Linked DNA regions of Homo sapiens: regions 2 and 3 are each linked to region 1. A link is a contact called in ENCODE Hi-C or POLR2A ChIA-PET data. All regions are on one chromosome and are shown on one strand. The core of a region is the stretch at or near the end of the contact, and the rest is flanking DNA. Distances in the headings are between cores, read along the strand shown.

Region 1 (4,395 bases), core at 1,015-3,514:
ACCGCATATCCTTTGTTTTCCACTTCTTTTCCTAGATAATAAACCCCTAAAAGACAAGATCTGTTCCTTAAACACCTCTGGGCTCCCTCACAGCACTAATGCTATACTCCTGGACATTAATTAAACAAGAATATATTAATGCATTTCAAAAACAGTTCTTACAGGCACGCTTTGCTATAAGTTGCATGTGTACTCTATGTGAATGAAGTGGTTAAAACAGGAAGGAAAAAAAGCCTTGTTTAAATTAGAATAGTAATATACCCTTTCTTCAAATTCAAGAAACAAGAATTTACTAAAATCCTAGAAGAATCTGCTAATTTTTAAGTTAGAAAACTGGTAATATTCTTAAAGTAGGAAAAAATATATTAGAATATTACATATCTCACCTGTAGCAGCTGGGTTTATCAATCCAGCAGAACCACTGTTTGCAATCTGAGAAGGGGCCTGGCTCAGCCCGGTAGAAGGGGCTCCTAACCGAGGAAACTGTTGAGAACTCATTTCCACCTGTAGTACATACAGTTATATGGTTATTACTAGATTCTGAGATCTGAATCAATACTGAGAAATTAAAGCATCTTTAGTACCTATGAGATAGTCCCTTGGAAAAGCAAATGCTGCATCATTTATTTAAAAACAATAACTTGGGATCAATATAAATGCAGACATTATCTAAACTACCTAAGTTTTCTACAAATATTGTTTATACGGAGCTGGCGGGTACTATGACCCTCCATAAATACTTGTGGATTGCTATGCTAAAAAAATCACCATTGAATCCTGTACAAGAGTCACATGACAGGTATTACCACAATGCATGTGTATTTCTCTGTGTAAAGTTTTATGGAAAATGGCATGTCTCTTTGAAACACTCAAATCTCACACCAAGGTGAACAGAACTGTGATTAGTATGTCATAGGAACATTCGGAGGAAGATATCCAGCCCTAAGAAAAGATCCGATATCTTACATCCAGACCCGATGCAAAAGGAATTCTCCAATGCTTTTCGGCAAAGGCCTCCATTTACGGATTTCCTTTTCCTTCTCTTCCACAGATCCCCTCACAGAGCCAGAGGACCCTACACCTTCTCCATCTTCCCTAAAATCGCCCCCCACTTTTCCCTCAGGAGCCAAGCGATCTCCCGATTCGCCCGCAACCCCACCCCACCGCGAAGCCCCCGCTGAGACCGGAGGACGCCGGTTTCCAGACACCTCGGAGTGTGAGACCCCCGTCTCCGGGGTGGGGGTGCGGACGGGCGATCTGGGGACCCGACCACAAGACGAGCACTGTGCCTCTTTACCTGTAGCCGCCGCCCGCCGCCCGCACCGCCCGCTTCTATCTCGCCGGCCTGGGGGTGCCGCGGAGGGCCCATCTCGGCGGCGGCGATGTGCTCGGCGGGCGCGGGGAGGGATCGCGGCGGCGGCGCCCGGGGCCCGCTGCTGTCCAGCCCCGCTGGCCCCACTCACCCCCGCCACCCGGCCGCCGCTGTGCTCGCAGTCCTCTTCCCCCGAACCTGCCCCTGCCTCCCCCGCCCGCCCATTGGCCCCACGCCCGACGCGTCAGTGGAGGCCCAGGACCAATCCACAGCGACCTGCACGTTCAGAGCCCGCCCCACCCTCCCGCCGACTGCCAGCCAATCAGGCGCGAGCCTGGCCGGGGCAGCCCAAACCCCTCGAGGCTGAGCCAATGGCAGAGGAAGACAGGCGCCCCCGGCGAAGGGGGCGGGGAGCGGGGAGGCCCCGCCTCAGCCAGGGTCTGAAAGCGGCGGGCGCAGGGCCCGGATGTGGAGAGTCACTTTAAACTGCTCCAGGAGCCAAACTCCCTGGGCCGGCCGCCCGCCCGCCCGCCCGCCCGCGCTCCCCCGGCCGCTCTGCTTCCCCGCCAAGGCCCACGTCCGCCACGCCCCCACGCCCGGGTCAGCCCACCCCTCCCGGTGCCTCTCCCTTCCTCGCCACAGGACACCCAGCCCCTGTCGCCGGCCCAACCGCCGTGACCAGCTCGCGAAAGAGCCGCGGTCCGAGCCGCAGGAGACGAGGATCCTCTGCCCTTCCCCGGGGACGCGCAACGGGACGGACGCTGCAGCCCGGCTCAGCCGCCCCGCCCCCTCGTCTCCTCCCCTTCCCTCCCGGGCGCCCGTCCCGCCATTACCTGGGTGCTGCGCCCAGTGGCCGCCGCGCCGCCTTGAGCTCGCTCCCGCGCGCTCTCCGTCTGTGGGGCCGACGTCCCCAGGCTCCGGACCCGCAGCCACCGCCGGGGAGCTAGCACTCTGCCCCCCACCCCTCACTCCAGCGCCGCTGCTTCCGCCGCCGTAACGAGCCTCCCGTCTATTGGCTGGCGCAGGCCCCGCCCCCTGCCGAGTCAGCCAGTCGCCGGTGGTCGTGAGCGGGAGAGCGGACGGGCCCGCCCCTCTGAGCCGCGGCGTCCTGTGGGAAATGTAGTCGCCGGAGTCAGGAGGGCGGGCCGCGAAGGAGGTGGAGAGCGCCGGGGCGGGGCCGCAGGCGACCCGGCCAGGGCAACACACCCCTTTGCTGTCTGAAGTCGGTTCTGCCTTTTCTCTTGGCTAAGTGAGAAGACAGTGGATCCCACCCTATGCCTTAACCTGAGGGCACTGGGTTTCATTTTCCCCGCGGGGAGGCGCGGCGCGGGAAAGGGTAATGGAGGCCAACTGCGGCGGCCAAGGGATCCGCGGGCCGGGCCAGTGTCGTGACGGTGCCCGCCTCCCTATGCCGCGAGTGGGACTCGGTGTCCCCACCGGGAACCGCGGTCGGCACAGCCTACGCGCGGCGGGAGCCGCCAGGCGCAGCGCGGGCGCGGCTCTGTGAAAGCAGGCCGGCAGGGCGCAGGGCTCTGGGCGGCCGGGGCGCACCTGCGCGCGCTTTCCGGATTATAAAGGAGCTGAAGGGGGCAGTTTTATTTTGTCATTTTGCTTGGGGTTCAGGGTTGGAGTTTATGCACCTGTAGAAGACTTAGCCATATCTTTTGAGGCCACATTTGTGTCTGATAAGAGATTAAGTCTCCCTCTTCCCTTACCAGATGGTAATTTAGGCCTGGAGTTTTGTGATTAGTTAGGAAATAAATGGGGCTCAAACCCCCCTCTTCCTATCATGCACAGCTGTGTAAGACAACTGCTTGGTTAGAAGAGAGTAGCTCCTGGCTATAGCCCAGGGATGAGTCTCAGATACTCCTCCTCTTCAAGCCACTTTCCTTTTCCACCTTCATGCCTTCATTCTCAAACTTCTAAAGAGTGACTCCTGTGATAGACTTCAGCCTCCTCTCTGCCTAGGCAGTCCTTATCCCTTTTGGAGTTGCCACTCTTCTCAGACTGCTCCCCAAAAGTTGCCAACACCTACTCAACTTCAAACCCATCGGTCCTCACTTAGATCTCATCTTGTTTAGCTTACTGACCAGTAGTAATTCCTCCTCATGTCTTCCCTTGGCCTCTAGAACCAGGCTGTCTCCTGCTTCTACTCCTATGTCAAGCTCCATTATACCTCCTCTTTCTCATAAATACAGCATTCTTCAGGGCTCCAACACGCTAATGCTATACTGCCTTCCTAAATGGTTTAATGTATTTCCACAGTTTCAAATGTCATCCTTTTTGTTTTTTGTTTTTTTGAGACAGGTTCTCAGTTCAGCCCAAGCTGAAGTCCAGTGGCGTGATCACAGCTCATTGCAGCCTCGACTTCCTTGTCTCAACTAACTTATTGCCTCAGCCTCCTGAGTAGCCAGGACTGCAGGCGCATGCCACCACACCCCACTAAACATATATATATGCCAGGCACGTGGCTCATGCCTGTAATCCCAGCACTTTGGGAGGCCGAGGCAGGCGAATCACCTGAGGTCAGGAGTTCGAGACCAGCCTGACCAACATGGGAAAGACCCCATCTCTACTAAAGATACAAAATTAGCCGGGAATGGTGGCAAATTCCTGTAATCCCAGCTACTCAGGAGGCTAAGGCAGGAAAATTGCTTGAACCCGGGAGGCAGAAGTTGCTGTGAGCCCAGATCAAGCCATTGCACTCCAGCCTGGGCAACAAGAGCGAAACTCTGTCTCAAAAATATATATTTATATATGAATACATATATTTTATATATATAATATATATTTTTGAGATGGAGTTGTATGTATATATATGTATATATGTATATATATGTATATATACGTGTGTGTGTGTGTGTGTGTGTGTGTGTGTATATATATATTTTTTTTTTTTTGAATAGAGACAGGGTTCCACCATATGCCCAGGCTGGTCTTGAACTCCTGGGCTTAAGCGATCTGCCCACCTCAGCCTCCCAATGTGCTGGCATTATAGGCATGAGCCACTACACCCAGCCTCAAATATCTTTGAAAATGTTACCTATGCATAGGTGACCTCTCCGAGTTGTATACCTATATTT
Region 2 (4,395 bases), core at 613-3,112, 960 kb before region 1:
CCACCACTGGGGGCGGGGGTGCCAGCCCTGGGTCTCTCCAACTGCAAAGTTCAACAGCTTTGCGTTTTAGTTGCCAGATAGGTTAAAATGAAAATAACACAAGAGAGAAAGGTACGCTAATCAGACCAGACCCTGTCGCACAGTGGATTCACGCAGACGAAACAGGCCTATTTAAATGTCTCAAAAGCATGGGAGAAAAATTAAAATTGAGAAAATGCTAGTAATTTTTTCCTACAAATTGAGAAACTGCCACCATTGTCTAACACTGCACTCCCTGGGCCAAGGTTGCTAGAGAACACATTCACAGTTTGAGAGGGCCTGGTCTACATTCTCAGGTGGTCTACCCAGGCAAGGACCCAGGACACTCTCAAAGCCTCCCCAGCATGCCCTGCTGCCCTCCTGGGCCCAGGCACTCCTGAAGGGGGCTGTTCCACAGGGCCGGGAGGGAGCCCTGTGGTCACCGGTGTGTGCTGAACCTGGCAGGGAAGGAGGAGTTCAGGCTGCCCCTCCCACGACTCTGACTCTGACCCTCGGCCAGGGTGGGGTGTGGCCCCTCAGAGGGGTCCCCATGGCCTACCTTGCTCATCTCCTTGTGGAAGTTTTCCTCCAGGCCCGCGATGCTCTGGAACGTGTTGACGTAGAAACCTACGCGGCTACAGAAGGGCGGAAGGATGGGGGCCAGGTGAACAGGCAGGTCAGGACAGCAACTCAGAAATACCCACCCACGAGCGACCACACACGCTCATCAGAGGCACAAACCAGAGAGGGCCCAGGCACCGCAGCACTCAGGCTGGACACTGCAGCACACAGGCTGGGCACCGCAGCACGCAGACTGGACACCGCAGCACGCAGGCTGGGCACCACAGCACGCAGACTGGGCACCGCAGCACGCAGACTGGACACTGCCCCACGCAGGCTGGGCACCGTGCTGGGCCTCACCTGTTCCACAGGGACGGCAGCTCCTCCTGCAGATCCACATTCATCTCCTCAAACACCTTCTGGGCTTTGATGAGCTCCTCCTCGGCCTGGGGGGCAGCACGGGTCATTCCCCTCTGTTGGGCGTCCCAGCCAGCCCAGCCCCATGGCCAGTCCTCCCACCTCCTGCCCACCCCTCTTGGCCAGTGCGCTGGGACCAGGGCTCCGGGCAAGACAGAGGCTGAACTGGATGTGGACACCCATGCTGGCGACCTCCCCCTGCAGCCCTCCAGGACCCTGAGGACATCTGGGAAAGGGAGGGCTGAGCAGCCGTTGCCAAAGAGAGGCCCACGTGGCCGGGAGGGCAGTGAGCGTGGAGTAGGGCACAACAAGAGGGGCAAGCCTGGGGCTTGGCGAGCTGGACACGGGACATGCACAGAGGCAGACCCCAGACCCAGCCAAGTGGGGACCCTGCCCACTTCCACAATGAACCTCCTCAGGCTAGGTGCCAGCCCTGCCACTGCCTTCTGGCTCTCAGGGCAGCATCTGTCGCTGCCCCCAATTGCCCCCGCCCCTGAGTGCTCCCTCCCCATTTCTGAGGGCCAGCTCCTGGCAGCCTCAGCCACCAGCCTTCACTTCACCTCCCAGGGATGGTCCTTCCCACAAAGCCCTCTCCTGGGACCTGTCCCCACCAGAGGGAGACCAGAGGCAGCCACTCAGGCACCTCTAGGAATGTCAGGGGGACCCTAGAGGAGGGTGCAGGGCCAGGGAGGAGGCAGCCAGGCAGCTGGGCTGTGCCTGGTCCCACTCCTAGCCCACACCTTCCCCAGGGCAGGCCCTGCATCCTCCAGGCACTCACACCCACCAGGCAGTGGTGCTCAGGCCCCATCACACGGCCACAGAGTGCTGGGGAAGGGACTGCGGGCAGCAGGTGAGTCACAGACCCTGCCCGGTGCCCAGCCCGCCCAGGGAAGGGGCTGTGCTGGCTCACTGCGGGAGGACACTGCCGGCGAGAGTGACTCAGGGATTCGGGGTCTGAGTCACAGCCCAGGAAAGTGTCAGGCCCCGCCTAGGGAAACTTCCCGCCAGCAGCCTCACGTTCTCAGGCCGGGGCTGGGGCCCAGGCTGGGCCGCCTTCTGGCAAAGGCAGCCAGATGGCCGGAAGGCCACTTAACCACAAAGCACACGATTGCCCCAAGCCCAGCCAGCTGTCCCATCCAGCCTCAGACACCAGGACTAGCCCAGGTCAGCCCCTAGGCCCAGTGACTTGGGTTGGGACTGGAGGAGGGGCCACCATGGCTTCTGAAAGGTTACCTCCAGCTACTCGCTAGAGTGGGCGTGGGCTCCTTGCCTGGCTTTTCAGAATCTAATAAAAATTTAAAGGCAGAATGGGGAGCGGGGGGTGGGGAAGAATGTCTATTCCAACATGCACACCTCTCTTGGATCCAGGGACCCTGGGCACCCCACACCAGGAGGGGAATACTGCCCCTCCTCCGTCTCCAGGCTATGGCTGGGCCATCCCTGCCCTACTCCCCTGGGTGTCCCATTACCTGGCAGGGGGGCTGCCAACCATGGTTCTATGGAACTCATAAAATGAGTGAGTCCTAGGGGTACTGTTGTGAGCTGAGCACCATCACACATACCCCCTGCCCTCAACTGCCAACAGTGGGTCTAAAGTCCCACATTCCGTAAGAACCTGCCTGGACCACCCGGCTCCTGTACCCACTAGGACCCCCTCTCCATGAGGATGCAGCCACCACCCCCACAACTCCCCAGATGGCAACGGTGGGGACAGCAGTGAAGACAGCACCGCAGCTTGTCTGTGGGAACATCTGCACCCAGCCGTGCTCTCACCGCTCAGCAACGCTGCCGAGAGCAAGAGCGGGGACAGTTCCGCTTGAGTTCCTGGAAGTCAGGACCCGTGTCTTGTATTCCCTTTGGGTGACATTCCTCATATTCTGGCTCTTTAGGAAGCATGTGGAAGGGGCAGGGAGTAAGGTGAGGGCTGTCTGCCATGAGGAGAGAGTGCCCCCACCCCAGCTCCACTGAAGCTAACAGTGGGGAAGAGCAGAGTCACATGGGCCCGGGGTCCCGAGGACAGCATTCAGGACGCTGAGGCAGGTGTGGAGAGCAGCTCAGAACTAGCCCAGGGTCTGCATGGAGCCGGCCAGCCCCCTGGTGCAGCCTAGAGAGGATGCACTATCTCCCCAAAGTCAAGTTCCCAAGCAGGGCAGCCCCGGAGTCCCAGCTGTGCCATCTCACAGCCAGCCAGCTGCCCACAGGCCACTCCAAAGGCTCTCCAGCCTCCAGCCAGGTATGAGTGGGCTGGGGACAAGGAGGATGTGCTCAAATAAAGATGGGACCCAAATGGGACAGCTAGTTTGGCCAAAATGTGAAACACCCACAGCCCAGCACCCAAAGGTGTGATCACCTGCCTCACCCTCTCGCTGCTCCCCCAGGGTGGGCGTGGAGGCAGGCCCTCCCAGCATAATCCCAACCACACCTGTCCCAGGAGCCCAAAAGCAGTGGGCAGGCCCCATAGCCTCCTAAGAGGTTCTCCCATCCACAAAAAAATGTTTCACCTGTTTCAGGGAAAATTATTCAGAAACCCGGGCCCTCCGTCAGTAGTCCCATTCCCTTCTAGCCCAAGTGCTGAACTGACTGGCAGGGCATACCCACTCCAGCCCCTGGTTCCTCCTCTACCTCCAGAGGCAGATGAAGTCTCAGGCCTACTGAAGTCCCCCTAGGCATCACCCCCAGCCCCTGGTTCCCCATGGGCACCCTGACCTCAGGATGAGGCTGTCAACACTCAGTGTCTCCAAAGTCAGCCTTGGCCTAAAATAAATCAGGCAGCAGATCAGGTGAGAAACTGGACAGCCAGGCCAGGAGCAGTGGCTCAGGCCTGTAATCCCAGCACTTTGGGAGGCCGAGGCAGGTGGATCGCTCAGCCCCAGGAGTTCAAGACCAGCCTGGGCAACATAATGAGGCACAGTCTCTACAAAAAACGTAAAGATTAGCCAGGCACGGCAATGCGTGCCTGTGGTCCCAGCTACTCGGGAGGCTGAGGCAGAAGGATTGCTTGAGTTGGGGAAGTCAAGGCTGCAGTGAGTCATGATCACACCACTGCACTCCAGCCAGGGGAACGGAGAGAAACCCGTTCAAAAAAAAAAAAAAAATAGAAAAAGAAATTGGACAGCAAGCCATGCCAAGCCCACCCAGAGCTCTCCACGTCACAGGCACTCAATGAAGATGATGAAATCAAGAGGAGGCTCCGAAAAAATGGGGCAGCTGCCCAGAGAGAAACCCAACCTCCGGGGCCGGGCCCCTATCGCCAGCCTCTCGGGAATATGGAGAAGTGTGAGGGCCACATCCAGGCTGTGACTACACTGACCTGAAATGTGCCTCAGTTTCATTGGCGAGAAAACCACATGACCCACCTCTCACAGGGCACTGCATCCAGTGGTCCCTGGCCACACTGTA
Region 3 (4,395 bases), core at 1,380-3,879, 640 kb before region 1:
CTCTATATTTTTTTAATGGGATTTTGCCATGTTGCCCACGCTGTTCTTGAATTCCTTGGCGCAAGCAATCCTCCTGCCTCAGCCTCCCAAACTGCTGGGATTATAAGCGTGACCCCATTACGCCTGGACAGAAAGTGGCTTCTTGAGATGGAATCTACTCCTAGTGAAGATGATGTGAATATTATTGAAGTAGCAACAAAGGACTTAGATTACAAAAACTTAGTTGATAAAGCAACGATAAGCAACTTAGATGATAGGTGATAAGCAATTAGTTGATGAAGGGTTTGAAAGGACTGACTCCAATTTTGAAAAATGTTCTATGGTGAGTAAAATGTTATCAAACAGTATCACATGCCAGAGTGAAATCTTTCCTGAAAGGAAGAGTCCATCGATGCGGCAAACTTCACTAATGTCTTACTTTAAGAAATTGCCTCAGCCATCCCAAACTTCAACAACCACCCCTTATCAACCATCCTTACTAGTCAGCAGCCATCAACATGGAGGCAAGACCCTCCACCAGCAAAAAGATTACAATTCCCTAAAGGCTCAAATTTCTTTAGAAATTTTTAGCAATAAATAATTTTTTAATTAAGGTATATACTTTTTTTAGACATAATGCCATTGCACACAATAGACTACAGTATATTGTAAACATAACTATATGCACCGTGAAACTAAAAAGTTTATGTGACTCACTTCTTTTCCTTTATTGCAGTGGTCTGGAACCAAAGCCACAATCTCTCTAAGGTATGCCTGTACATGTACCTATAGATAAAGCAAATATGGCAAGATAACAACAAATGTTTAATCTAGAGGGTCAAGATACAAGTGGTTTACTATTACCAAATTTTCTGTATGCTTGAAATTGTTTGATAATAAAAAGTGGGAGGTGGGGGGAAATAGCTCCAATTCTATAGGGAAAGAGAAAATCAACCTGAAACCAACGCTGTAGGAAATGCAGAGTATCAAACATGACTTTATTTTAATACAGCACCTGTTAGTTTAACCCTTTGGTACCAATAAAGTAAACTAGAAACAAAAGCTCCCCCTAAAACATTGCTTATAAGACTCAGTCTCTAATGCAATCCAATTATTTAAGATAAGCCTTTAACAGCTAGTTTCTCAAAAGAGGCACATGGATAACCATTCTATAATGATATCATATACAACATAATTCAATAAGATTCAACATGTTTATATTTTAACCAAACAACAAATCAATCTGTAAACCATCCACATGTTAACTTTGTAATTTCACCTTTTCTCCACAGAGACTGCAAGACCACAAATTTTCTTCAACTTGATAATATACTAGGAAAATTACAGAGTAATATAACTGGGCATCAATAGATTTGTTAAACATTTGCAATTATGCATAGAGCTTCAATTACTCAAAGGAAATGTATCGACTTTTTTTCAGTACAGAGCTCTGGCTCCTTATTTTTTCCTCTCACCATAGTTTTAAAAAATACAAAACTCATGCTAAAATGAGAATTTTCAGTTAACTTATAAACACTGACTAGTAGCACTCCATACAAATGAAAAAGAATCACACCATCAAACTTCCTACGATATTCTACGCATTAAAATTTGACATCGAACTAAAAAAGATTGCATAAGACAACGAACAAATCACTAAATTGCCACATAATCCAGCAACAAATTTTGCAACAAGGAAATCTCAAGCAAATAACCCAACTGTGAGTTCCCTTTGGGCATCAAGGTCAAACTACAAAAGTAAATTTGTGACTTTTCAAGATCTATGCAGTTTTACCAAATGTATTTATTTTTTGTGAGAGAATAATTTTTTTCTGTCCAGTACTAGTACATAAAAAGTAAAGGTATCTGAAGCCATCTTTTAAATTTTTTTTAAAGCCAAGAAAATGATTTGGCAAAAGATATCGAAGAGCTTACGTTAGGGAAAACTAAACTGTATCTGTCTATGTGTTTAGAATTTATCCCATTAAAGAAACTGCCCAGTTAGTCTCATTTTCTAAACGTATTTATTTTTTGCAAGACGAGAAATACAGTCTTACAAAAAGACATCTGCATATTCGAACCAAGCCTTCCTGGATTACTACCTTCATGACCTTGGACAAATGCCTTAATCTCTCTGAGCCTCAAGTTTTCACCTGCAAAATGGGGCAATTTACCCACCTCATTGAGCTGGGAAGATGAAGAGAGATAATGCATGACAACTGCCGGGCGCAGACTAAGAGCACCCTAAGTGCTACCTAAATATTCCGTAAAGAGAAAAGGGGGAAACAACCTTACATCAAAAGATTACCACACTGTGACAGTGCAAAGACAAGCACTTTTTCGCTTACTGCATGTACCATTTCTGCTTCATCCCAAGACCAGATGCAACCTTTCTTCTAAAATCTCTGCAGGGTACGTGTCTGACAGCTAACACAGCCCAGCAGCCTACTTCGCGCTGACCTGGGCTTTAGGACTGGATGCAGGGGGCCCAAGGTCCGCCCTCCCGCAGCTAGGCAATCACCCAGCGAAATCTCCGCCCCTGGAGCGGCGCTTAGGCCGCCGCCAGCCCCCCTCCCGGCGCCCAGCCCGCGGCCCCCGACACACACGCGCGCACACACACACACACACACACACAAGCGCGCGCGCACGCACACACGCACGTACCGGCTGCTCCGCAGGGACGTAGAGAGCCGCAGGCCCAAGGAGGGGCCGCCCCCGCCGAGCCCGCCCCTCCGCCCCAGCGCGGCCTGTCACCGCGGCCCCAGGTCGGGGGCTGCCGCAGGGCCCCCGGGGACCGGAGGGGCGCGCGAGGAGTCGGGCGCGGGCCTTGGGGCCAGGCCCGTCCCTCTTTCACATGAAGCCCGGGCCGGGCGGGGTGGCGGGCGCGTGAATCCTCGCAGCCGGCCGGGTCCTCCTGGCGCTCCTCGGCACTTCTAGCCGCTGCAACCCCGAGGCCCGCGGGAACTGGGCAGGAAAGGAGGAAGCCGCGGGCCCGCGTCGCTAGAGACCGGAGAAGAGGCGGGAGTGGCGACTCTGCGGACAGGGGCGCCGAGCGTCCTGGTCGTTGTTTTCGTCGCCGCCGCGGGCCGTGCAACCCCCGAACGCTGCGCCCAGCGGCCGCGGCACCCTCGTCAGGCGCCGCCGCTGAGGGCAGGCAGCCCGGCAGCCACTACACACGGACCCGTGACGTCGGGCGTAGCGCGGCGCACGTCACGGCCGCTCGCTCGTGCGCGCGCACCCCTCCGCCCGGCGGTAGCGGAACCCGCCGCGGGCGCGCGCCCGGCCCAGGGGAGTGGGTCGGCGCCTGCGCAGAGGCCCGCCACGCCCACACACAGGCCACCGCCCCCACCGGCCGGACGGCGCGGGGATTCCCAGTCCTGGCTCCGCCCCGGCCTCGGCCCCGCCCCCGCCCCTGCCCCGGGGCAGCCTGTGCTGTTCCGTGTGCGCGGCGCATACGCACCTGGGTTGTCTCGAGCCTGCGGTAGTGGCCAGATCCCAGACATCCGAGTAGATCCCGTGAAAAGGTCTCCCACGTGGGCTGTGGACAGGGCCCAAGGGTAGCAGAGCTAGCAGAGGCAGTGACGGACTGTGTGGCAGGTCATTTGCAAGGAGAAAAGCCGTCTGCCTCTTAATTTGTGGCTCAAGTTTCAGAATTTTTTTCCTGAGGGACTTTAGAAATTACTTCAGGCTTGCCACCTAACCTTAAACCACCCCCTTGGAGACTGGCTAAGTGTTATTTGTGTTTTCTGTTTAGTTCTTATCACCATCGATACTTGGTTATGACTGGTTGTGTACATTGGTTAGCCCAGCAAGTATTACTTCTCCAGCTTAACAGATGTGGAAACTTAAGCCCAGAGACATGAGTTGACACCCCACCCCCAAAGCTAGAGTCTAAAACCCTTTCTTTCGCTCCTCATCTCCCACAGGATAAAATGCAAATTAATCAGACTAGTGGTGAGGCCCTCCGTGGTGTGACTAACCTGCATCCCGACGTTTTCACCCTACTTTGATCCAGAAAGCACCTTTCCGCCCCATCTCTTCTCCTTTCCTTAAATACCCCTTACAACTTCCTGTACCATTCTTCCCTGTTCAGCTTCTTCTTGGTTTCTTCGTACATTCTGGATCCACCCCTTTCATGCATATTCCAGACCACATTTCCACTGGAGCAGTTGAAATGAGAGAGATGGGAATGGGACTCACCCGAACCAGAGGTAAGGAGCTACCCAACTTGGGCTCTGAGGGTCAAGGGAGCTGGCACTTGTGGGGCAGAGACTGAGGGAGAAACTGTTGTGTAATGTCAAAATATCTCTGGGTTTCTTCCAGGAATTTTTATTACAGACCCATTAACAGAGGTGTCAAAGTCACAGGAACAAGGATGTGCACCTCAGAAACACAGAGGTCAGTGGAAAATCAGTT

The links. A loop is a pair of places that touch in the nucleus more often than their neighbours do. ChIA-PET counts read pairs that join two places held with the same protein, here RNA polymerase II (POLR2A). Pooled maps may share reads with other maps.
Region 2: a map of ascending aorta shows a loop between it and region 1 (4-fold over the local background). The contact joins the enhancer-like site here to the promoter of SAP130 in region 1. A Hi-C loop is called at or near these places in 1 of 168 maps with a recorded cell type or tissue (ascending aorta) and 9 of 50 pooled maps. POLR2A ChIA-PET finds 5 or more read pairs at or near these places in 1 of 52 experiments (activated CD4-positive, alpha-beta T cell).
Region 3: a map of natural killer cell shows a loop between it and region 1 (8-fold over the local background). The contact joins the promoter of MAP3K2-DT here to the promoter of SAP130 in region 1. A Hi-C loop is called at or near these places in 8 of 168 maps with a recorded cell type or tissue (B cell, CD4-positive, alpha-beta T cell, CD4-positive, alpha-beta memory T cell and 3 more), 14 of 37 single-sample maps with no recorded cell type and 18 of 50 pooled maps. POLR2A ChIA-PET finds 5 or more read pairs at or near these places in 3 of 52 experiments (AG04450, CD4-positive, alpha-beta memory T cell and naive thymus-derived CD4-positive, alpha-beta T cell).

The regions. Positions count from the first base shown.
Region 1 is chr2:128,025,795-128,030,189 of GRCh38, forward strand. SAP130 (Sin3A associated protein 130) reads right to left here and starts at 2,265. Exons shown (of 21, transcript NM_001330301.2): 1 at 2,146-2,265; 2 at 387-504. The coding sequence starts at 498. RefSeq lists silencers at 1,243-1,532, 1,593-1,932, 2,033-2,552, 2,803-2,952.
Region 2 is chr2:127,062,994-127,067,388 of GRCh38, forward strand. It overlaps BIN1 (bridging integrator 1), which reads right to left. Exons shown (of 19, transcript NM_139343.3): 8 at 940-1,025; 9 at 578-653. Among named protein-coding and RNA genes, the nearest start is that of BIN1, 42 kb to the right of the region's middle. RefSeq lists enhancers at 1,105-1,930, 1,459-2,658, 1,780-2,074 and a silencer at 1,793-2,261. Within about 2 kb of position 1,863, at least 28 of the 41 ENCODE cell types and tissues checked have a DNase peak (open chromatin) inside an H3K27ac peak, as active enhancers do; they include ascending aorta, where a contact is called at or near this core.
Region 3 is chr2:127,384,809-127,389,203 of GRCh38, forward strand. MAP3K2-DT (MAP3K2 divergent transcript) reads left to right here and starts at 2,630. Exons shown (of 4, transcript NR_187129.1): 1 at 2,630-2,744; 2 at 4,073-4,190; 3 at 4,303-4,377. MAP3K2 (mitogen-activated protein kinase kinase kinase 2) reads right to left here and starts at 3,167. Exons shown (of 17, transcript NM_001371910.2): 1 at 2,644-3,167. LOC124906074 (a long non-coding RNA gene) reads left to right here. Exons shown (of 4, transcript XR_007087227.1): 3 at 716-747; 4 at 1,272-1,353. RefSeq lists a silencer at 2,587-3,456.